Regions from separate parts of the Homo sapiens genome. Here region 1 is linked to region 2. Evidence: chromatin loops called from intact Hi-C (ENCODE). Cell type or tissue: heart left ventricle. All regions are shown on one strand. Links, peaks and the distances in the headings refer to the core of each region. The heading gives the core; the rest is flanking DNA.

Region 1 (12,959 bases), core at 3,117-11,116, 790 kb before region 2:
GTGCTGACCTGTCCATCCTTCCTTCCCTCCCTCTACCAGTCTCCCCATCCAGCACACACTTGCTGAGCTGTCACTCTGTGGGGCCCAGGTGGGAGCAAAGCTGGGCACTACCCTGGCCCTTGTGCGGTTTTCAGCCCATCAGGTGGAGACCTGGCTCTGCCATGACTTTATCCTGTGACCTTGGACAGGTCATTTAACATCGCTGTGCCTCAGCGTCTTCATTGTGAAATGGGAATGAGAATCCTGGCCTCGTTAAGTTTTGGGGAGGATGGAGTGACTCCAACCTTTGGAGCTGCAGCCTGGCACCCAGGGGCGCATGGGAAGTAGTGGCCATGATTGTGATTGGCATCAGCATGGAGAGGCTCCTTCCAGCCCACACTGGAACTGGACCTAGAGTCAGGTGCTCGGGTGGCCATGTGGAAGCGTGGAGGAAGAATCGAGTCAGGATCTGCTGTTCCTGGGCTTGAATCTTGGCTTTGGCACCGTGAGGGTCTGAGACTCGTGATTTTGGGCAAGGCTTTTCATCTTTCTGAGTTCTCCCTTAAAAACAAGAATGACTAATACCAACCTTGTGGTATCCTTGTGGTTGTTCTATGAAGTAACAAGCGCTTGGCACATAATGGGCACCTTTGTAAAATTTCATTTCCTGTCCTCAAGAAGAATCAGATGGCTGTGCAAACCCAGGGATCAACACATCTGGAGTTCTTGGCACCTCCCCTTCTCCCAAGGAAGGCCTGGACCTTGTGGGATGGGCTGCAGAATTCCATTTTTTTTTCCTTTTGCTTTCTTTCTTTGTTCTTGTTTGTGTTTTATTTCTTGAGAAAGGCAGGGTGGGGACAGTGGTGCATTTCTCAGCCACCCATGCATAGGACTCCATGTTAGCTGTCTGGGTGCCCAAAAGAAGGCTGCACGTTGGCCTCTTAACACCCAGGGCAGTAGGAGGGTCAGTTGGTGGGTGTGGGACACTGGGGTCGCCTCTCTGTGCCTGAGGCATCCTGAGATGCCATGCTCCAGATGGCAGGGGGAAGGCTGAGGGCTGAGAGGCTGCTGAGGGCTGGGGAGCCCTGTCTGGTCCAGCCTCTTCCAAGGTCTAGGGCTGTCCTGGGTGTCCTGATGCTTCTGCTGCTCCTGCCCAGAGATTAGAGCAGGGCCGAGCTGTGGCCCTGCCCTGGGGTGTTGAGCCCAGTTGAGGTGGCAATGGGTAGTTACTCAGGGGCTGGAGTTAGGACAGCTGGGCAGTGAGGGGTAGCTGCCCTGGGATCTGACCTAGCAGGCTGGCATTACCCCTGCTCAGTATCCATCACCTTCCCCATGTGTCCCAATGCTGGAAGCCTCATAGCAGGGTCACTTCGTGCTTCTTCCTGCTGGGTGTTTCCATACACAGTGTCACTGATACTGTAGCCATATCTGCCCTTCTGTTTCAGAGAAGAGGAAACCAGGACGAGACGTGACCCATCCAAGGTCCCGCAACAAGAAAGTGTCCACATCCAGTGGAGATTCACACTCAGCTCCGCCTGGCCCCACCCCTCCCCCTTTTCTTCCCCCTCCCCCTTCCCTGGCCCCCGCTCCTCCAGTACTTAATTTTAATGGCCTTTTGATTGCGAGCCTCTTCTTGAAGAGAGACAAATCATTATTGATGAATTTGGACTGCTCCAGTGTAAATGAGTCAACGGGGCCTGGCGTGGGTAGCTGGCCAAGCCATGCAGGCAGCAGGAATCTCAGGACCAGGCCCTGTGGGCCACAGAGAGCCCTGGTGTAGCCTCTTGTAAGCCGTTTATTTCCGTTCCCAATTAAACCAGGCGCTTGGCTGGAAGGGGTGTCCTTATCCTGGAGCTGGGGGGTGGGTGGCTTACAGAAGATCCTGGCCCCTAGGCCTGAGAACAGAGCCCCAGGATGGCCTGGGCTCCCCCTCTCCACCTGGCAGTCCCCTTTGGCCTGGGTAAATCGGAAATGAGGGCGGCCGCAGTGAGTCCCAGCCCTCACCCTCCATGCTCGGCTGTTTTCTTGGCAGCAAGACCTAGGGAGGCTCCCATGGCTGATTTTAGATTTGTTTTCAAAAACTGAAAGGAGAGAAATAATCCTAGCGAGAAAACAAAACAAAACAATAAAAAACAAACAAAACCTCTTCTAAAATGTTTCAGTCCTGAGCCTTGTCCCCACTCTGTGTGCACTTTCTGGTATTTGACCACCTTTGCCACCAGCCCCTGCTGCTGGGACCTTGAGCCAGCCCCAAAGCTCGTGAGTCCCTGTCCTCTGCCGTGGAATGGGGATTACATTATACACATCTCTGGGTTTGGGAGGTGATGGAAGGAGATGGGGGAAAGGGATGCATTTTGTAAATGAGGCCTTCTGATGATAATTTTATCATAGGCAGTAGACAAATACACTCACACGCCCCCAAATCACTAATGGGACCTCCCTCTGAAGGTGCTCCTTGCTTCTTGAGACGGGCATGATTACTCAGTAGATTCTGTGTAATTATTTAATCAAGCTCCAGCGAGTCCTCAAGTCCTCGGTGTGGAGCTGGGCTGCTGACCAGGCCCCAACCTCCCCTCCTCCTGCAGGGAGGCATAATCAGAGATGCTGAGAGGGAGGAGAAGCCCCAAGCACTTCTTTTCTTTGTGCAACAACTGGGTTGTGTGGGAGGGACAGCCGGGAGGGAGGGGGCCAGGTCACCTTGGGGCTCTCTTCAACAGTGGACGGGGCAGGAGGGGTCTTTAGAGACCTGTTTATGCTGTGCCTTTCTCTTTGAGGACACTGAGGATCAGAGAGGAAAAGCCAGCACGTCCCATGATTTCCCAACTGCAGACTTGGCTTCTGCCACTCATTCCCTCCCTCCCTCCCTCCCTTCCTCCCTTCTTTCTTTCCTTCCTTCCTTTCTTCCCTCTTTCCTTCCTTCCTTCCTTCTTTCCTTCCTTCCTTCCTTCCCTCCTCCTTCCTTCCTTCCCTCCTTCTTTCCTTCCTTCCTTCCCTCCTTCTTTCCTTCCTTCCTTCCTCTCTTCCTCCCTCCCTTCCTTCCTTCTCTCCTTCTCCTTCTTGACCCTCCTTTCCCATTGATTCCCTTCCCCTCCCCTTCCCTCCCTTTCCCTTCCCTCTCCTCCTTTCTCTCTTATAATGAAAGTACTGAACAGATGGCTGGGTGCAGTGGCACAGGCCTGTAATCCCAGCACTTTGGGAGGCTGAGGCTGGTGGGTCACCTGAGATCGGGAGTTTGAGACCAGCCTGGCCAACATGGCGAAACCTCATCTCTACTAGAAATACAAAAATTAGCTGGGCGTGGTGGTGGGCACCTGTAGTCTCAGCTACTTGGGAGGCTGAGGCAGGAGAATTCCTTGAACCCGGGAGGTGGAGGTTGTAGTGAACCGAGATGGCGCCACTGCACTCCAGCCTGAGCGACAGAGTGAGACTCCTTCTCAAAGAAAACAAACAAAGAACAAAAAAGTACTGAACAGATGCATGCATTCTCATGGTCAAACATGCAGATCATACAACAAAAGCAAAGGTCTCCCCAGATCCCTCTCTTCCCCCCCACCCAAATTCCCAATTCCCTCCTCAGAGACAACCCCAGCTCCCAGTTTGGAGACTCCCTTCAGACTTTCTGCTATGCATTCATACATTTACCTAAGTTCCTATAGAAGTTCTAGTTAGGTGTTTACTTTGGTTCATGTAAACATTCCTGACAATGCTGTCTAGACCAGTTCTCACTGTGGGGGGTGGGAAAGCGGGATGGGGAGGGAATTTTACTCCCCAGGAGACATTTGACACCATCTGAAGACATTTTTGATCATCATGGCTGGGGAGGGAGGTGCTCCTGGCATCTGGTGTGTAGAGTGCTAAAGGAGTGTTGCTAAACAGCCTGCCTTGCCCCGGACAGCCCCCAACACGAAGAATGATCCGGCCCAAAATGTCAGTAGTGCCAAGGTTGAGGAATCCTGGTCTGGAACGTTCTCAACTTGCTTTTTTCTAATAATAATAATGATTAATAATAATAATATATCTTGGAAATCTTTGCAGGTTAGGCAATATCTTTCTCTCATTCTGATGACTTCTGTGTCTTCTTTTGACTACATCACAGTCCATCCATCTCATCCCCTTTAGATTGATTTCAGGTTGTTTGTGACTTGGCGGTATTAATAGAAACATCCTTGTTATTCCCTGGTTTGGATGCTTGGGAGTGGGATTGCTATGTCAAAGGGGTAGTTATTGGTTGATTGATTTACTAAGTCCTCATATAGTGCTTCTATTTTAAATACAACAGGCACTTATTTATTATTGTTATTATTTTGAGATGGAGTCCTGTTCTGTTGCCCAGGCTGGAGCGCAGTGGCACAATCTTGGCTCACTGTAACCTCTGCCTCCCAGGTTCAAGCGATTATCCTGCCTCAGCCTCCCGAGTAGCTGGGATTATAGGCGCGCGCCAAGACGCCTGGCTAATTTTTTTGTATTTTTGGTAGAGACGGGTTTTCGCCATGTTGGTCAGGCTGGTCTCAAACTCCTGACCTCAGGTGGTCCGCCCGCCTCAGCCTCCCAAAGTGCTGGGATTACAGGCCACAACATCCACTTATTTTTAACTTTGATAGATACACTGCGCTTTTCCACAAAGGCTGTGCCAGCTGACCCTCTGTCCTTTCCTAGCTCAAAGCCAAGGTTTCAAGGAAAATGATACAAACAAAAGTTTTGAGTTATAGTTACTATGTCTTCAAGAGGACTAAAGGAAACTCAACCTTCCTAGGGTGGATGGGGGCCCAGTCTTGCCAGCCCCAATGGCAGCCCTTGCCATAGGCCCTCCACCATGTAGCTGGCAAGGGACAGACTTGTCCATCCCCATCAGCCCTGTGCAGCATGAAGGGGAAGAACTGGGACAGGCTGGGAGCCTCTGTTTTGCAGATAAGGCTCAGCAAGGCTGTGTGATTTGCCCACCAGCTCCGAGAAGTCACATCTTCCCAGAGCCCCTAGTGGGACGCCCATGGGTTGAGCAGGGGGAGAGCAGCGTGCAGAGTGAGACTGGGCTATGGTTATGGACACTGGAACTTCTCATAGTGACATCAGCTCAATACTCTACCAGGTCCCTCATGGCCCTGGGGCCAGGGTTGCCAGGTTTTACATGACATCTATGCAATATTTGGGACATTCTTACCCTAAAAAATTGTTCATTGTTTATCTGAGATTTGAAAGTAACTGAGCAACCGTGTTTACCTGGCGACCCTGCCTGCTGCTCTCTGCACCGTGTCTTCTCCATGGATAAAGGGGCAGGAAGGGGCAAATGGCTGGGACCAGACAATCTCTCCATTTCTCACCTACCCCTTTCTCCCTTCTCTCCCGCTTCCTTCAGAGTCTGAACATCCATATTCGAGAGCATGTTCTTGCCTACATGTGAATGGCAAGGCTGGAACGGAAGGCGGCAGACGTGTCCAGGGCAGCACTGATGGCCGGACTGACCCCACCTCCCCCCATCGTCCATACTTAGAGCCAGCGGCCACTGCAAGTGTAATTAGTCAATAAATCATCCCGAGTGATAAATAGAATGATAGATGCAGGTTTCACTTGATCACTTTTTTATTAAGGAGAAATAAATCAGCACCACATTGTTGCTATAAACCTTTCAAACTGGTCAGATCCTGGCTGGTAGGAGCTGATTAACATGGCCACGTGTAGAGACCATTTGTAGCTGATCATTGAGATCAATCAATCCCTGTCAAGTTCCCTTCTTAGAAGAGGTGGCAGAAGCCAGGTGCTGTTCCACCATCCACTGCTCCTGTGGCTTCTTGCCGCAGGGGCAATGGGGAGAGTGTGAGCGTGCTTTGGTGCCAGACAGCCCAGATTTGAATCCCAGCTGAGCCACCAACCAGCTGTGTAACCCCGGCTAGCTGTCATCCCCTCTCTTGGCCTCAGCTTCCTCTTCCCGAACAAGAGCGTGACACCAGGAACTTCCTTAGAGAGTTTTTCTGAGCATTGTGGTGTCAAACTTCTTGGTTTCAGGACCCTATTATGTGCCTAAAAATTGTCAAAGACCCCCCCCACCATGAACTTTTTCTCTATGTGAGCTCTATCAATATTTATTATATTAGAAATTAAAAAAAATTTACTTACTGACTTAAACAATCATAAGCCCAATACATATCAACATAAATAACATTTTTATTGAAAAATAACTATTTTCTAAAGTAAGAAGAATGTGAGAAGAGTGTCATTGTACTCTATTTTTTGCAAATCTTTAGAGTCTCATATCTACTTTTTTTTTTTTTTTTTTTTTTTGAGACAGTGTCACTCTGTTGCCCAGGCTGGAGTGCAGTGGCTTGATCTTGGCTCACTGCAACCTCTGCCTCCTGGGTTCAAGTGATTCTCATGCCTCAGCCTCCCAAGTAGCTGGGACTACAGGCATGCACCACCAAGCCTGGCTATTTTTTTTGTATTTTTAGTAGAGATGGGGTTTCACCACGTTGCCCAGGCCGATCTCCAACTCCTGAACTCACGCAATCTGCCGCGCTCGGCCTCCCGAAGTGCTGGGATTACTGGCAAGAGCCACCACACCTGGCCTCATATTTACTTTTGCATTCAATCTGATAAGTTCTGATAAGTTGTTTTGGTTCAAGGGTATGAAGAAAATCCGGTCTCATTCCAATATGCAGTTAGAAAAAGAAGGAAGGATTTTAATAGTCTTTTCAGGTAATTGTGGCTATATCAAGTAGCCTCTGGAAAACTCCTCCATATATCCATGGAAGAATGAGAGTCAAAAGGCAAATAATATCTTAGCATTATTATGAAAACAGTTTTGACCTTGTGGACCCCCTGAAAGGGTTCCAGGGGCCTCCAGGGTCCCCAGACTCCAATGTGAGAACCACTGAAATGGAGACAGCCTGGAGAAGGGCCTGGACACAGAGGTGGTCTTCTGGAGACGCTGAATCCTGTCCCTGGCCTATGTCTTGCTAGGTCTTAAAGAGCCTATTTTCTTCTCCTCCCACACACCCTCTATGGAGGTAGTGCTGATGTCTTTCTGTGCTCACCCAGGTCCTCTGCCCACCTCCTCCCCCTGCTCTGGCCCTGGGGTCTGACTTATGAGTGTATTACAAGCTTCCAACTTCTGGAATGGGTTCAACCAATGGGAGGTTCTAGCCGGAGACTGGAGGGTGGGAGGACAGTGAGGTTTGGGACATTTATTTCTCCAGCTCCCTCCCCACCAGGTTGGTGGCTGAAGCTGCAGCTGCTGTTGGCAGCCCCTTCTCTCCCTAGCCCCCACTAACTGCTCTCCTCCTTGTCCCTGCAGGCCTTGGTGTGGTAAGGGTTCCCCACTGTTGCTGTTCATGGAGTGTGGCACCATCCTGGTGTTTTGCTCACTTAAAAAAAAAATTAAACCCTCCTCAATTACTACCTGTTTCCTTTGGGATTCTGACTGATGCATGGTTTTCTGGGAAAACTTCCGTTTTTGGATAAAACCGGAGGAAATACACCGAATGAGGAATGCGAGTAACTCCACCCCATCCAATTGCATGGGCTTCACGGTTTGGTTTACAAAGTGCCTTCCCAGCCTTCATTTATGAGTTCCTCGGTAGAACCTCCGAGAGGCCAGGCTCAGAGAGGACAGACCTGCCTAAGGCCACACAGTCGTGAAATGATCTTGGCTTGTGGGGTCCTAGATGCCCTTGTGACCTACACCACTTCCAAGAGCTATGTGGGTCTTGAGGATCCCTGCTTCCTGGTCCCCCCTTGCTGTGGTTGTATCTATCCTGGAACTCTCTGTCCAAATCCCTCACCCCATCTTCTGCAACCACAGCAAGTGTTCATATCAGGTCCTTCCAGCCTCCTCCTAGCTGGGTGCTCCTTAGCTGGTGCTACACCTTTAGCTCTGCCCCTAGCATGGCCTATAGAAGGCTGATGCTCACGTGCCCAGGGCCCATGGCTGCCCCAACCATTTTCCCTGCTCTTGACCAAGCCTCCTCTCTTTTCATGACTCCATGCCTTTGCCCATGTTCTTTCTTCTCTCGCCTGTCCTCCCTGGACAGACATGTGCTCATTTTTTGTCGTCTGGAAAGCCTCTCCTGACTGTGGCTCTTCGTTCTTCCCTGCAGAACTAAGTTCTTCCTCCTAGGTGCTCCCAGAGCTCTGTGCACATCTTGGATGTGTCAGCATTACACCTTGCTATAGTCTCTTTCTCCCTCCTTCTCCTCCTCCTCCTAATTCTTCTTCCTTTCTTTGTCCCCACCCCCCTCATTTCTTACCATGCTCCTGACCCCTCAATGTGTGTATCAGTTAGCTACTGCTGTGTAACAAACCATTCTAAAACTTTGTGGTTAAAAACAATGGCTGTGTATGTAACTCATAATTCTGTGGGTCAGCTGGGTGGTTCTGCTGATCATTGCTGGGCTTGGCTGAACAGTTTTACTAACTCTCAGCTGGGGATCCCTCATGTGTTACTGATTTTTGGCTGATCTAGCACAGCCTTGACTGGGATGACTCATTTATGCTCTGCGTGGTCTCTCACCCTCCAGCAGGCTAGGCCAAACTTGTGCTAATGGTGACTGAGCAGGGTTCCAGGAAAAGCAGCAGAATCATGCCCAGCTGCTCGAGGCCCACGCTCGGAACTGGCACGGTGTCATTTCCAGCACATTCTATCAGGCAAAGCAAGTCACCAGGCCAGCCCAGATTCAAGGGATGGGAAAATAGACTTCACCTCTTGATGGGAGGAGCTGTAAAGTCTCATTGGAAGGGATGTGGGTACAGGGAAGGAAAAAATTTGGGCCACCTTTGCAATAAATCTATCTCAACTAAAGCTAGCTGAGAGAAGATTCTAAAGCTCACGAGTAATTTTTATAGTCCAAACTCTTGACTATGGCCTACAAGGCCCTATATGGACTAGCCCTACCAACTTCCTCATCCTTAGCTTGCACCACGTTCCAGCCACATTGGCCTTTTTTTCCAGTGCCTTGTCCTTAAAATGCTTCCTCCTGCCACAGAGCTTTTGCATGTGCTGGTTTCTCTGCTAAGACTACTCTACTTTAGTGTTTCCCTTAATTAATGTACCCCCTCCTTTGCATTTCAGCTCAAGCCCTTCCTGATTTCCCTGGCTAGGTTGAATCCTTTTATTATAGACTCTCAGAATATGACATACTTTGCTTTTTACAGTTGCAGTTTTAAGTTTGTATTCATTTAACAAACACTTACATGGAGCTTACCATATACCAAGCACTACTCCAAGTGTATTATAAATATTAAGTCATCTAATCTTCAATACATTTTTGAGGCAAGTACTATTATTATTATTATTTTTAGAGACAGGGTCTTGCTCTGTCACCCAGGCTGGAGTGCAGTGGCACCATCACTGCTCACTGCAGTCTTGAACTCCTGGGCTCAAGTGATCTTCCCGCCTCAGCCTCCCGAGTAGCTGGGATTACAAGCACACATTACCACACCCAGCTAATTTTTAAATTTTTTTGTAGAGACAGAGTCTTGCTACATTGCTTAGGCTGGTCTCAAACTCCTGGCCTCAAGCAATCCTCCTGCCTCAGCCTCCCAAAGTGCTAGAATTACATGTGAACCACTGCACCCAGTCTATTATTTTCCCCATGTCACAGATGAGGAAGCTGAGGCACCAAGAGGCTGAGTGACCAAGCCAAGGTCACACAGCTGTTAAAGGATGGAACAGGGATTCGTGTTATTTATATTTTTTCCATTTTCAGAGTGTAAGCTGATGGATGGATGGAGCAGGAATTCAAATTCCAGAGAGTCTGGGCTCCACTACCCCTCTTGTCTCTCACTATGCTGTGATTATTCGATTCAAATCTGTTTTCCCAACCAGAGTGTGAACCTGCTGAAGGCAGAGACCACGTTTGTTTGCTGACAATTTTGCCTCCCCAGGGTCTGGCGCAGCATCTGGCACACACTAGGTGCTCAACAAATATTTGTGGAATGAATGAACTGGAGACATGAGCCACTGATGAAGGGACTTTCTGTAGCTCCTTTGAATTGCAGGGTCCTAAGACTCTCTGCAGCCTGATTTCTTCCTTGAGGGATGCTCCTCACGCCCTGGGGCCCCTCCTGCAGGCCCACAGCCTCCACTCTGCTGAAACCCTGAATCCCAGAAACGTCCCTTTGCATAGACATCTCTGGCAGCTGCTTCCCCTGCAATGGCCCCGAGGAAGTTTCGACAATGCCAATTCCCACCCGCGTTGCAGCCACCCCTGAATGAATGTCCCTGCTAAGAGTGCAGTTTTCTCTCCCTCTCGCCCTAACTTTGATTTGATCAGGCCAAATCTGAAATGATGTGTGAAAGTAATGATATTTTGTAATTAAATCTCTGGTGACGGCCACTGCAATTTGTGCTACATGCATTGTTCATAAGGAAAAAACGCATCAATTCATTTTCTGACTGGCTACTCCAGGGACTGGCAATTAGGAGCAGCTCATCTCTCGTTGCCTCGCATATTAAAGAGCTACTGAAACGCAAAGAGAATTTGGGAGGGTTTTCTTTTTCTTTTTTTCCCAACCTTCTAATAATGTTAGCTTAATTAGGGAGGCTCAGTGATAAAGGGAAAGTTTTGGATGATTTGAGCATGGTGTGGTGGAAGGAAGAGAATGAGCAAATAAAGAGAAATGAAAGTGTCAGGCACAGGGGCTATGATGGCTGGAAGATTATGAAGGTTCTACCCTGCAAGGCTTGACTTTGTAGGGTCAGGCTGGGGTGTGGCTAAGAACAGGAGGGTCCCAGGGCATCCTGGGTGCCACAGATCTAAGCTAAGTGCTGCTCCCTTCCACTCTGGCAGGATCTTTTCTTTTGCATTCTTAAAAAAATGTATTTTTTATTGAGCCTTGGAATGTGTCTTTTTCACTTGCCCCCCAAATGATGGCTCGTCCATCCTCTAACTGGTTACTGCTGTTGGCATCTTCACTGGACCAAGGTACTGAAAGTCAGTTCCATCTTTTTTTTTAAAGAAGACTTTATTCTTTTAGAGCATTTTCAGGTCCATAGCAAAATTAAGTGGAAAGTACAGAGTTCCCACATTCCCCTACCCCCACCCTTACCCAGAAGCTCCCTCACGATCAACATCCTGCTGGGAGTGGGACATTTGTCACAATCAGCGAACCTACCTTGACACATCAGTATCACCCAGGGCCCATAGTTTACACGAGGGTTCACTCTTGGTGTTGGCTATTCTATGGGTTTTGACAAATGTCTGATGACTTGTATCACCATTATAGTACCATATGCAATAGTTTCACTGCCCTAAAAATCTTCCATGCTCTGTTATTCATCCCTCTCTGGCAACCTCTGGTCTTTTTATTGTTTTGTCTCCATAGTTTTGTCTTTTCCAGAATGTTACATAGTTGGAACCATACAGTGTGTACCCATTTCAGATTGGCTTCTTCCACTTAGTAACATGCCTTTAGGGACATCCCTTTTCCAAGCTCATCTCTTAGAGCCCAGGAAAGCCTTTTCCCTGATCTCCACTCTTCATGTGTCCAAGCCTTTGGTTCTGTCTGTGCAGACCCCAGTAAGGACTTAGTCTATGTGCTGATTGCCTGAAGGCGTGGGCAGAGTTGGAGATGAGAGGGACAGTGATCACAGAGGATGGATTGGGGAGTGGGGATGGAAGTGGAGTGTGGTGAGGGCCCAGGTAGAAAAACAGGGAGGTTCGGGACCCCGGGATCTAAGATGAAGAAAGGCAAGACCAAATGCTGAAGTAGATTTGGTCAACGTTATTTATGCTTCTAGAGTCTTCCAGACAAGGTGCTTGTCTAGTGGTTTCACGAAAACTTTTAATTTGGTGCTTGCAATAACCGCGCTGCTTAGAGTGACATGATTAGTACAGCCCATTTCACAGGAGAAGAAACTGAGGCTCAAGGAGGAAAGGACCTATGCCCAAATCTGACAGCCAGCAAGGACAGTGCTAGATCTGAATTCCGGGTCAATACTAGGCCAGTGCAGAACTTTCTACGATGGTGGAAATGTTCTAGATCCGCACTGCCCAACATGGTAGCCACGAGCCACATGTGGCTACTGAGAACTTGAAATGTGGCTAGTGAGACTGAGGAACTGAATTTTACATTGTATTTAATTTTAATTAATGTAAATTTAAATAGCCACATGTGGTTGGTGGCTTCCTATTGGACCACACAGCTAGACTCTTGGAGACCTTGGTGCAGCTCCCCAGCTGCCCCCAGCCCGTGAGTTTCCCAGCATAAATGGCAACATCATGACTAATCTCCTTACATCTGATCTCCCTGGGAGCTCCAGGAAGGGGGATCTGGCCTCATCCTTTGCACACCTCACTGTGCCACACTCAGAGCCCATTATGGAATAAATCTACTAATACTTTTTGAATAAACACCTGCTTGTGCCATGGGCTTAGTCTGCAGAATTTCAATGCATCTTTTCAACAACTGATTGCAGTGGCTCCCATTACTATTCCCATATCTTACTAGAGGACAGAGAGGCTCAGCGAGGCTCTCTGACTTTCCCTAAGTCACACAGCTGGTAAATAGCTGGACCAGATTTGGAGCTTAGGCATCTCTGCTCCAAAAGCCCATCCTCTTTTCATGCAGCAGGCACAGGGGCCATACTGGAGTGGATCTCCACCACAACTGCTAACCCAATGGTCCCAAAGGTATTGTTCTTACCCCTGTCCTAGCAGATATTGACTCAAATGCAAGCAGTTTATCTTGGAGATAAAAGGCAATACAGCTAAGAGAGTGAGGAAGTGAGACAGGGAGGAGAAGGCAGACAATAAAGAGGCCATCATCCTGTTAGCGCTCCCGGGGTGGTTGAGGCTTAATCGTGCTGGGGAACTGTGGCAGTCTGTATGGACTACACCATAGAGTTATTCCACCCATGAGGTGAGGGAGCTGGGGCATTTGTCCACCGACTTTCACCATGCATTGGTTGAGAGCTGCTTTGGGTGTGTGTGTGGCACTTCTGGCATGCCACAGAGGTGGACAAAGTGGCTTTTGTGGACAGAGAAAGTCCT
Region 2 (12,959 bases), core at 2,542-10,541:
AAGAGATAGCATTGATCTCTAAGGATAAGGAATGTAGGAATGTGCATTCCTGGTTTCTGATTCTGGGATCTACTTTCTCTCTACAGAAGGACCTTCCTTGTTTCTATCAGCATGCACAAAGGTGGACCTGGCACCAGATAGAAATAATCTCTTAGTTGGTGTTCTCGACATTAACTAAATTGATCATTACATATGGCCAATCAATTTGAACATATTAATTCAAATGCTAGGGATGGAACATCTGAGAGTGTTGGAGAAACCATGGGTACATGTGGGAAAGCCAAACAAGATTTGAGAGTGACAGCATTTTAACTACCAGCTGAGTGGTGAACCCTTGCATAGGTGACCTGCGGATCACTGTATTTTCACATCACTTCACGTCCAGCCTGGAAACATACCTGATTCAAATGGAATATTCCAATGTAACAAGTAAAGAAACTGATAAAAGGCTTTTGTACTTACATGGATTTTAACCTCACATCTCTGATGAGGGTAGAGTGAATATATTTGTGCTAGGGGCAGTGAAAAATATCTCTTGATATTTTTGGAAGCTGAGGTCTTCTAAAGTTGACCATCTCCTTACAAAAGTGTCTTTGGAAAAGTCACTTAAGCTTTCTTAGCCTCACTTTCTTTAGGTAAAGGGTTATTTTTATCTATCTCAAAGCATTATTGTAAGGATCACAGAAATAATAAGAGAAATTAGAAGATACTTTTAAAATGTTAATTTCTCTTTCTTCCTTCCCATTATAGATTGTGATCATAAGCTCCTCAGGTTTAATCTTTCTAACGCTTTCGTAAGTTTATTCTACCTAAAATAGTTCACCTAAAATATGCATTCTTCCTTATTAATGAGATTTGTATTTGGCCTTTGAATAAGCTGAATGTTGTGTAGCAAATGGGCCAGGTGGTAATCAAACTTTCAGCCTTATTATTGAAATCAGTGAAATATTGACTTATTTGTAAAATCATCAATAACTTTCAGAAGTGAGATGCTTTTCTCAGATGCTCAAATTTGAATTTGGCATTGAAACAAAATGTAAAGCTTTTAAAGCAAAATAAGTTTTTATAAAATGTCATCTACCACGCCTCTTCCCAGAATGATGCAGAAGACCATATTGTATAACAGAAAAATGAAAAAAAAAAAAGCCTGAAATGATTGTTGGCCTTACTCAGAATTCTAAATATGTAGTTTGAGTTACTCTAATAATTCAGAATTTCAAAGGTCCATTTTATTTCAAAGAAAACCTCTTAGCCTAATTTGGGGTGGATGGAGAAGGCTGCTCTCTCTGGCCAGAAGTCTCCAAGTATGATTTATTCTAGCAGCATTTCTATGAGATGTTTTTCCCTTCTCCCAAATTTTGTGGAAATGCCAAGACTCTTTCTTTTAAAACTCAATACAATTTGGCTCAGAAACACAAGGCACGGGGAATAGGATACCAGTTATTTAACTCTACACTCCTTCTCTCACCCCTGACTAACCTCTTATTTAAAAGATTTAAAATAATTTTCCATATAGAAAACGTTTTACCTTTTGATTTTTTTGGATATTCCTTAAAAACCACCTCTAAAGTACTGAAATGTAATATAGTGTGCACAGGTGAAAACTACTTACTCTTTCGAAACAGCATTTCTTTTGGCTCAGCCAAAAATACAAAAATGTTTTTGCTTACTTCCCACTAAAGAAAAAAGCTATTTCATGAAGTAAGTTTCACCTTTGAGGAATAACCTTTAGCTGTGAGAAGTCACCAACTGTAAGTTAATATTTGTGCAGAGCCCTGGCTCTGCATCATAAAACCTTGCTAAACACATCTGCCATGTAATATTTGTGGTGTAGCCAGGGGCATAGTGCTATGGAAAGAGCTTCGATTTTGATCTCCTTGGAATAACTGTGAGTCTCGGAAATACCATGCAAACTCTCTCAATTTCAGTTTCCATATCTTAGACATGGGACTCCTCTCCCCACTTTACTTGGACTCTATGATGACAAAATAAGGAGCCAGGCAAAAGGCAAGTTCTTCACCAGTGCCAAAGGCTCTCTCTCCTTCATCTGCCTGCCTTATTTTCTAAATCTAGGTCCAGCCCATGATCTTACGTTAGCATTTGTAGCAATGCTGTCCTTCAATGTTGTCCATGTCTCAGTCCCCAAAACCCGTCCCCAAAATATATCTGAGTATATTATCTTACATGGTCAAAGAGACATTGCAGAGGTGATTAAGAATCTTGAGATGAAAGATTTCCCTGGATTATCACAGTGGGTCCAACATATTCTCAAGGGTCCTTATAAGTGGAAGAAGGAGGTTACACAGCAGCACCTGGAGATGCTGTTCTGTTGGCTTTGAAGATGAAGAAAGGGGTCTCAAGCCAAGGAATATAGGAGATCTCTAGATGCTGGAATAGGCAACAAACTCAATTCTCCCTTAAAACTTCTAGAAGAAATGCAGCACTACTGACACCGTGGTGTTAGCCATGTGAGATCCATTTCAGGCTTCTGACCTCCAGAGCAGTAAAATAATCAAGTTATGTTGCTTTAAGCCATGAAGTTTGCATTAATTTGTAGGAGCAGAAACAGGAAATGAATACAGCAACTTTTCAAGGCCAAGTGCTTTGAGTAGCTATGGAAGGTGTAAGCATTGGCTGTTTATCTCCTTAGATAGGTAAGATGAGGTTGATGGGACAATAAATGCAATAGACGGTTTCTCTTTTATAGGCAAGAAACCTGAGTTTTCCAGAGCAGAGCACATAATTTGATGTAGACAAAACATGTAGGCACCTTTTATTTTTTCTTCAGCAATTTCATTAAAATGCCTATTGTGTTTTTGCAAATTTGAGCCAATATGACTTCTTTCTGAAAATATGATCCTACAGATAGCAATAGTATCTATCTTTCAGAAGTCCAGAGACACCCTCTATTTCTGCCTCAAGAAGGCAAATCTTGAGGCAGAAATAGAGGGTGTCTCTGGACTCTGAAAGATGGGTACTGTTGCTATTAAAAAATAAGTTTAACCTTTTACAACACATTCTGACTGAACCTGAAGTAAATCCACAAAACATGATCTTTGTAATTTTGTATCTCTCTGGGGAAGTGTTCAATCCAAGGAAAATTCAAGTGAAGCTCTCTGGATTTGACACTTCAGCCCTGAACTATGGCTATTTCAAGAGGTTTCATGATTCTGAAGTATAGCAAAATCTGACTGTGTTCCCATTGAGGGGCAGGGAGACACACACACACACACACACACACACACACACACACACACACTGAGAGAAGGGGTGGGGAGAGAAAATTACCCACCTGGGACTAGAGGAGAGAAAAATCCTTTGCTATTTTGTTGTAGGTATTTCCTCAGAACTAACCAGAGCAAGCATCCAAAGACAAGCTTGTTTAGACATCTTATCACTTGGTCTTGAAACATTTTTTATGAAATGCTACAGAAAGTGTTAGCATATCCAATTAGTGATGATATGGTAGAGTTGGAAAAGTGTCAGTTGCCTGTGTGGTCCCGAAACTTTTTCTGGCCTTTTAGCCAATGATATTTATTTTAATAATAGCTCAGAGACCAAGAGGCCTCTCCTTTTCCCTCTTCATGAACAAATTGTGAAGAACTCCCCTATTTCTTATTCACATCTCTGGAATATGTGTGTGGTGGTTGCAGAAGAATATTTCCTGCTGAAGGTGGATCTGAAACACTGAGAAGCTGCCTGCAGCTCTCTGAAGCAACCTCATGCAGGAGAACAATCAGACTATTTCTGTCTGGCTTTTAGGGCCACAAGAAAAGAAGTAGAAAGAAATAGATGATGACTCACTGAAAGACAGACTTCTCTAATATGAAGAGTACTCTGATTTTTTTTTGGTAATCTAGCTGGAGCTAAGGATTCTGTGATCCTGTTTTGGTGCCCTTATCAATGCGTGTAAACTGCCGTAGGTGTAGGGTTAGAAGATGGCTTCACAAGTCACACATTTGGTAAACCCACTATAAATGCAATTGAAGTAGTTTTAAGTTTCTGGAGGCTGGGGATATTCAGACATAGGTCTGAAGACTGCTTGTTAATGATGTTCTAGAAAAGACTGAAAACCCTGAGGGGTGTATGGACTGTTTTATTTACTCAACTTGTCATCAAATGTTCATTAATTCTACTACATGCAATGCTCTGTGTTGGATATTGCACTGGTTTAAAGATCTACCTTAAATGTTCGTAATTTTATTATTCTATTCATTTTGGTATGGATGGGAAAGGAGAATGATCAAACAGAAGTAGGAGTCAGTCACATCTTTCATGATGCTGAAAATAAAGTCTCATGAAGTCGTAGATAACAAGAACAACAGTAATAATTGCCATATGGCCCAGGCGTGTATATGCATCATATGATTTAATCTTTCAACAGAACTTTGCAGTAAATATAGTAACTGTTATTCTTCATGTAAGAAAATTGAGGCTCAGAGACATCGGATAAATGCCCCAAGATCCAGTGCTAGTATCATCTGGAGCAAGTATTCTACCCAACATATATACATACGTACCAAGTTAGCATGTGACCTTTTGGCTAGAGACTTGCAGAATGATGGAAATGGAAATACAGCAATTACTGACAGCATATTTATTTGAAGGCAAGTGAAATTCCCTCCCAATATAAGTTAGCAGCAAGGTATTCATTTTATAAATAGAGATTTGCAAAGTCTCATCTGGGATGAGCTTAGTGATAAGTCAGTTGGCACTGGGGGCTTGCAAGATGTTACTTATGGCAAATTGGTTCAAGCACAAAAAGTTGTTCTTAACACTGTCTTTTTGTTGGTGACTTAAGAAGCAGCTAGAGTTAAACGTATGTATGACATTTCAGTATATTAGGAATTTTTGGAAGCAACAGGGAAGTATACTTCAAATACAATCCCCCAGCACTAGGCCAAGCACTTTCGCGTACATCCACTGATTTAATTGCCTCAGTGGTTTCAGAGGGTTGATGTTACTAACCCCATTTTTGCAGAAGGAACATTAAAATTCAATATTTTGTTCTAGACCACAGGGATTATTAGAGCTTCTGAAGCTGGCTGTTTGATTGCAGGCTTGCAGTTTATGCCTAGCTATGCATTTATAAAATATGGTAACTCAAACTGCTTTTCTGGGTTGTACTGTGGTTCTAACCCCTCTTTTGTAATAGTGTAAATTTTATGACAAGAGATGGTCTAAATTCCAAATAAGAAATCTTGAAGGATGAAGACTTCTGGTATATGGCTAGAACCAACTTTGTTTTTGACCAAAGAGATTCAAACACCAACCCAGTGGACAGGAATGTCACCATTCATCACTCTACACTAAACCATTTGTCAGGGCATCTATGGAGGGAGCCCTGGGAACCACTGAGTAGTAATGGTATGTAGACCATCAGGCTGAGCTTTGTATACCAGGATATGGGAGCCCTTGCCCTCACATCTGTATTCCATCCCTACAGACTCTGTCTCAGGCCTGGGTAGGGAAGGAATCTGCAGGCAATAAAGAAATGAAAGCCCTAGATTAGCTCTGGTTCCATGCCATGCTCTTCTCCAGGGGTGGTATTGAGTAGCAACTCCTGGGCCACACATGCAGGAGAGAAACTGATGTGAAGATGTGACTCTTTTGGCTGTGGCTGCCTAAGCAAAGCATCCCTGTTAGGTATGTGACATGCTTTCCACATTCCATTTTCTTCTAATGATTGAGCTCTGCTGGAAGAATAGGATTTGGGTTCTCATTGTAGTGTCTGCTTCCTCAGAAAGCCTGAGATGCTACAGTTCCCCAGTGAGGCTACACATGGAAAAGAGATTAGGCTGGGCACAGCTTTAGGGCAAGGCCACATCAGGACTCTGGCCTTGACTGTAAATGTCTCTGCACTCATCTCTCTGCCTTTGGCTTCCATAGTCAGTCCTCACTCCCCAAGCACCCCCATTCAGAAGCAATATTTTAAAACAGCAAAATCAATGAACTTCAAAACCTCATGGACAGCAAAAGCAAAACAGGGCTCAAAAATCTAAGGAGACCAGACATTTGAGAAAAAAAATTTCAAAGCACAAAGCCAGCTCAATCTCATTTGTAATGGGTCACAGTTTATTAGGAAGCCAATATGAAACCACAAGCAGGGACTAGCCCTGTCCTACTTTAAATGGACTTTCCATTTCCTTTGTAATGGTCAAAATGCAACTTGGTTAAAATGGACTTGTTTGTGAAATTTCTCCTTTCACAATTAAAAAAAGCAGTAAAGTATTTTACACATTTTAGTTTAAGTATTCAACCTTAAATACTTGTTTCTTTTGCTTTACATTAATTTATTATCAGTATTAAATACATTTATTGTTTTAAATTTATTGCTGTTACTTTATTAGTAGTAGTATAAATAATAGTGCTAGTAGTGGTAGGTGCATGTTCTAGTTTGGGCCCAAATCCCTATCTGATTTCATATACATACACACCCACACACACACACACACACACACACACACACACACACACACACATATTCTAGCCCAGCTCACTGTGATATATTTGGGAGATAAAGAATCTGCTGATTCAGAGTCACCTATCTCAGCCTCCTTACCCTTAGGTCCTACCCTAATCCCATTTTAAAAAAAATAAAAAACTAATATGTACACAGGGAAAATAAATAAAATAATATAATATGGGGTAAAAAGCAAAAGTTTGTGTCATTCCCTCAGTTTTTATTCCACTTAGGTAACTGTTTTTTATCATTTTCTCACATATTATTACATATTAAGTACTTATCCACTCTAGCATATGTAGACAAATGTTTCTCATTATGATCATTTGGATAATTTATTCACACACACACACACACACAGAGAGAGAGAGAGAGGTTATTTTGCATCTTGCCTTTCTCTCTTCTGAACACTATATTTTGAAGAACTTTATCAATCCATATGCATGTTTTATTTTTAAAATATCTTCCTAGTATTTAATTACAAAGATGTACCTTAACTTATTTAACCAGTATGCTATTGATGGAAACTTAGGTAGCTTCCTTTTTAAAAAAATAAATTAGAAATTATGAGACCATAAAAATATATCTTTATTATTATTATTTTGCTTGTGCAAATAAATATATAGAATAATTTCTGCTTTTCTTAAAAAAGTAGGCTATGAGCGATCTTTGCATCCCAGATGAAAGACTGTCTAGATCCTTCTTAATGTAGCGGACAAGGACAGTAGCAACAGAAATATGTACATGCACTGAAGAGGAAAACGCCAAGAAAGCAACTGATTCTAAAAGAGGGGTCAAGGACTATACACAGAAAGGAGCAGGAGAAAAGGCCGAGGGAAAATTTGCTTCAGTTCTGTTCTGTTCATAATAGCTTTAAGGCCCCCATGGCCGCCCAGCCCTGGGTACCTCACTATGCCTCAGGCTCCTGGAGACCTCCTCTATCTTCCCGGGGTTGGATAGAAGAGGCTTGAGTAGGGGAAGCCTTGAGCTCCCCCTAGAGGCTGGAGAGCATACGCTAGGCCAGAAAATACACATCATAGCAAATTAAAGGACATGTTTCAAAGAAAAAATACGCCAGTATAGAACAGCTGGTCACATGCATGCCTCTTCCCCTGGTGTCTTAATTCATGTGCATACATTTTCCATAACTGCATTGATGGCCTAGCTTCAATTTTGTATTCAGCTTCCCCCACCCCCTTAATACTACACAGCAAATGTTTTTCCATGTGGCTACATAATCTTTCTAATTACCATTTTAATGACTTTATAATACTCCTTCCAGTTCACATATTGTAATTTATTTAACCACTCCCTATTGGTGGACATTTTAGATTGTTTCCAGACTTTTAATAATATAGAAGGTGGTCCATATAATATCTGCTGTTTTCCCCTTTTTAAATGGTTTCTTAGATTAAATAGTGTGTCACAGGGTAGGGATGATATCATAGCTCTTAATACTCTTTGATCTTCTGATTCCACAAGCAGGAATGCTTCTGATAAGGTACCAAGATACTAATTTGGGTATCTGTTTATTGTTATTATTGTTTTTGTTATTCTTGTTATTGTTTTACTTCTGCAAGTGTCATAATGTAACCTACATTACGCCTTAAGTACATTATACATGAGCCTTTCACATTCTACTAATTCTTCTCTACTTTCCACACAGCCAAACTCATACATTTAGCCATTGGTTGATCATTTTTTCATTTATCTTTTGAGAACCTAACATTTATCAGGAATTTGCTCTAGAATCTTGTTTCCTTGGTAACATTGCAATTCTTATAGAAAACAGGAACAAAGGATGAGAATGCATCATATTAGTGAGCTCATTTTGTAAAACTCAAAAAAAATACTTTGCAAAATTCTAGTTATCAAACTTAACGAAAATGTGGGTTGGAGAAAATTTGCTAGCACGCCCCAGCTCTGTGCAACACATAAGGGCTGAATAAAAAGAGAACTGAGGCTGGGCACGGTGGCTCACGCCTGTAATCCCAACACTTTGGGAGACCGAGGTGGGTGGATCACCTGAGGAAAGGAGTTCGAGATCAGCCTGGCCAACATGGTGAAACCCCGTCTCTACTAAAAATGCAAAAATTTAGTTTGGCGTGGTGGCACAAAAAAATTAGTTTGGCATGGTAGCGTGCACCTGTAGTCCAGCTACTCGAGAGACTGAAGCAGGAGAATCGCTGGAACCTGGGAGATGGAGTGAGCTGAGATCACGCCACTGCACTCCAGCCTGGGCAACAGAGTGAGACTCTGTAGCAAAATAAATAAATAAATAAATAAATAACAACTGAGAAAGAGTGTGGAGCTGGTTGAAGCAAAGCATTGTTGGGTGGGTAGGAATTTACCAGCAGATAAGGGATAACAGTGGGGTCCTAGAATCAAACCGTTTGTATTGAAATCCTAGCTCTGACCCCTTAAAAACTGTGAGGTCTTAGTAATTTATCTTTTCTCTCACCCTCCCTCTTTGCTTTCTTACCAGTTCTCTTAGGTTTGTATTCAACTTTTAAAACTCAAAGAAAATATCACCTATAAATTTATGTTCTTCAACTTCTTCAGGAAAAATAAAACTCCCCCTACCCAGTGTTCCCAATCCATTCATTGATATATCTCTATCATAGCCCTTATCACATGATCACTGGAATGCACAGTCTTTGCAGGGAAGAGGTCATGTCTTCCTCCTCTTGGTGTCTCCAGCATCTAGCATGGTACCTGCCGCATATTAAGTACTTAGAAATTTTTGTTGAATTTAATGACTTGAATTGAATGTTTAGGTAATTATAGAACATAAACAGGAAGAAATATTATGTAGCAATTAAAAGGATAATTAGGAAGACTGAGTAGCTCGGTGGGAACATGTTTATGATATGTTAGTGTTAACATGCAAAATGATACCTGCATTATAATTCTCACTGTCGGAAACTTCTCAGGCTAGATACTAAGGAGACGAAGAAAAATGTGAAAAAAAAATATTTATCTCTGAGAAGCTCCTGCTATACTGAGGGAGGCAGGTGTGTGTAAAAATGATCACAGGGTAGGGCCAATGATAGCAGTGTGCATGAAGTACTGACAAGGGAGGGAGCTGAGTTTGTCTGGGGAAGTTTGGTGAGATTGACAGGACATTCACTGTAGGCTTTGGAGATTAAGTAGTTGTTAACAGACAAGAAATCAGAGTAGGATTTTCCTTAAAATGGGAAAAATACAAGAGAATAAACATGCAATGCATTTCAGAGGAATAATTAGGCATTTCCATGGGGGCTGGTAAGAGATGAGACAAAAGCATAATGTTGAGTTATATTGCAGGTGACTTGCTAAGGTGTTTGATCTTCAACATGTAGACAGAAGGGAGTCCTCAAAGGTTTTGAAGCAGCAGAGGAGTGGCACAATGATTACATTTGTTTTTAAGACAATAAACTTGGCCGAACCAAAAGGATGGGCTAGAGTGATAAATACCAGGACAAGGACACCAGAGAGGAGGCTACAGCTACCTGCTTCAAGTGAGATATAAATTGACTTAATAGTGAAGCTGGAGCTGGAGCTGGTGGGGTGGACTTGACATATCTTCAAAGGAATATTAGATAAGACTTACTGACTTATGTGATGATGGGAGGTGAGTTGAAGAAGCAGTCTAGAGTGATGCATGGGGAAAGACAATTATTTGGAAAAAAGTGTAAAAGGAGTAGATCTCTGGGAAGAGAGATCGTGGAAATGAGGGAGTGGGCAGATGTTGGGTTTAGTTTTGGAAATGTTGAGTGCATGGTGCTAGTGGGCTTTGCATCCACAGAAGCCTGATATACAGTCAAACAAATGATTCTAGGTTCTTAGGAAAATAACTCTGGCAAGAGATGTCCACAAACTGGGGCTAAAAAATAATCCCACATCTTCAATATCCATGTAAAACAGGATGTGTGTTATAAATGAAAGTATTCTGGATGCCTGACTGCAAGTCTAGGCTTTCCTTCAGCAGATGTGAGCAAATTACTTAACCCTGTTAAGCCTCAAATTCCTCATCTGCAAATTGGGATAATAAATCTTGTCTCAGAGGGCAGTGTGAAAATCGGATGAGATAAAGCAAGAAAACACCTGCAGGAGGACCTGATACGTGTCACTTCCACCCCCACTTGCACTTTGCCCTTTCTCTCCCACAGATGATCTCAGAACAAGAGTAAAGGGCTTGAAACAGAAACCAACACAGTTGTCTTTAAAATAAGTATCAAATAGATCTCTGTCCGATGATGACTGATTTTTGTCGTGCTGGTCTACTTCCTAATGTCAGATATTAGTAAGGTTCAGGGACCAGATCTTCTCTTGAGTGGTACCTATACTATTTTCCAATTTAAGATCTCTCTGAGATGAAATACAGAGTTTCTCAATATGATCACCATCTAGGTATAATCTGTATCAACATTCCTATATAGTAGCTTTATTTCTCTCTCTTCTCTGCTGAGAGTAAGACCTTGGGTTTCTCTTGCTGATTTGAAATGAGTCATCTCTATGTATTTTCATACAATATGATGATACTAATAAAATGATAATAACTTTCATTTTGAGAACTTGCTTTATGTTAGTATTTTAGGTGCACCAGTTCTTTTAGCCTATGCAAAAAACCTTCATGATTTTATGTTTTACTCATTATGAATGATGAGGCTGGGGTTTAGAAAGGTGAAGTGACTTGTCCGCAATTGCATAGAAAGTGAGTGAAGAACCTAGGATTTGGAAAGAAACCATGGGAATCCACTGTGTAACCACTACCTCTCAATCAAGATGGCATTTTCTGACACTCAGGGAGGGAGAAGGAGTGAAAAGAGATGCAAGAAGTAAGGAAGTGTTGTATGTATATGTGTTTTAATTGCTGTTCCTCATGAATCATAAGTCACTCTTGTTTCTCTATCAAGGAAGGCAAAAGGACAAGCAAACAGAATGGAATTTATCTATGATTAAAAAATTATGACCATTTATATGCAAATGAAGTTTGGACCTATGCTTCTGGAAGACTGAAGGGGATTATGCATAGTCAGAAATTTGGGGTTTTTCTTCTTTTCCACACACTCCCAGGGCATGTGTTAAGGTTCAGCAGTGTTCTCCAGGGAGACGGGGAACACGATTGATGATCTTGGTTTGTTTCACAAGATACAGTCACAATTAGTAGCTATGATCATGCCCCTTCATGCATTTGCCGGAGAACCCTTGCCAGTCTCCCTGATCAAATGCTCTCTGCTCTGTAAAGCTTTCTACAGGAATACTTTGGTTTCAGCAGAGTTAGTTGCATTTTTTTCTGGGGCTCTGTAATGGCACAAATCAGGTTAACTAATTCATTCATAGACTCATTCATTCAACACATGCCGATTGAACACCTTCTTGTACCAGATACTGTCCTAGATACTGAAGATAAAGTTCACATCTGATTCTAGAGCAAACTAGAGAGATAAGGTCACTGTTCTTCCATGAAGCATACTTGACTGAAGGAGACAAATAAACAGGTAAGCAAAAACAATACATATAACAGAATTACAGGAAACGATTTGTGCAGTGAAGAAATAAAAGCGGGTGGATGGTCAGGGAAACTTTTCTGAAGAAGGTTTTATGAATAATAGCCTAAACGAAGCTAGATAACAAGCCATGGAAAGATCTAGGATCAGAGACCAAGGCAGTGGAATTGTAATTTCGGCCAATATGCATGCCATGTGAGGGCAGAAACTTTGGTCAGTAGTGATGGAAATGGTGATGACCATGATGATCTTCAGTATTACTCTTGAGCATCTATCAGGGTTTAGTTACCTTGCAGGTGATTTGTACTCGTTTATTCTCCACAATAGCCCATGGGAGGTGGGTATTGCTGTATATGATTTGCAGATGAAGCAAAACCCTTAAAAAAATAAGGTGACTTGCTCACGGTCACACAAGCAGTAACGGGAATTAGCTGAAACTCAAACTCCAACGTGTTTCCAAAGCCTATAACCTTCAATGGCCCCTTGTTTTTATATTCCCAGAATCTAACCCTGGGGTCTGGCACTGTAGATACACAACAATACAATGTTTGAGAGAATGGGTGATATCGTTATCCTCAATGCCCCATAAATGTCATCTCATATGACTAAATTTCGGGCAGGCCTGAGGCTGTGGTGCATTTAGACATTTGACAAGTATTGCACCTGTGAGAGGATGGTGGGATAAAGCTTAAGGCCCTCAAAGGTAAGTAACTTCAATGTTGAAAGTCAAGTATGGATATGAAATGAAGCATGATGACTCTGTCTCTACTTCCTCTATTGTATGTACATCGCTTTAGAAAGAGGAGAATTTTCTCGTTCCAAATTACCATACACACACACACGCATGTGTCAGAGACACAGTCCTATTCCCACAAACACAAAATATAACAAATAGATGCAGTTGTACACAAAGATGCACATGGTCACGAAGGATGCAGAAACCCAGGCACACAAACTTGAAGCTGACTTTATGACCACCAGTTTGGCTCTAAGTTCCAGGGTCA

Evidence for each region. A loop is a pair of places that touch in the nucleus more often than their neighbours do. Peaks named below come from ENCODE experiments on the same cell type or tissue, not always from the same donor. Only the 100,000 strongest peaks of a DNase experiment are listed, where the experiment ranks them.
Region 1: a loop joins it to region 2, with 3 times the contacts of the local background. A loop is called at or near these places in 18 of 110 quality-filtered maps.

The regions. Positions count from the first base shown.
Region 1 is chr20:40,949,563-40,962,521 of GRCh38, reverse strand. No RefSeq gene overlaps it. Among named protein-coding and RNA genes, the nearest start is that of TOP1, 73 kb to the left of the region's middle. RefSeq lists an enhancer at 955-1,586. In heart left ventricle, for the core only: no CTCF peak of the experiment used is centred there; no DNase peak of the experiment used is centred there; H3K27me3 peaks cover 890 bases.
Region 2 is chr20:40,154,763-40,167,721 of GRCh38, reverse strand. No RefSeq gene overlaps it. Among named protein-coding and RNA genes, the nearest start is that of LINC01370, 160 kb to the right of the region's middle. In heart left ventricle, for the core only: a CTCF peak has its summit at 7,456 (motif pointing left); no DNase peak of the experiment used is centred there.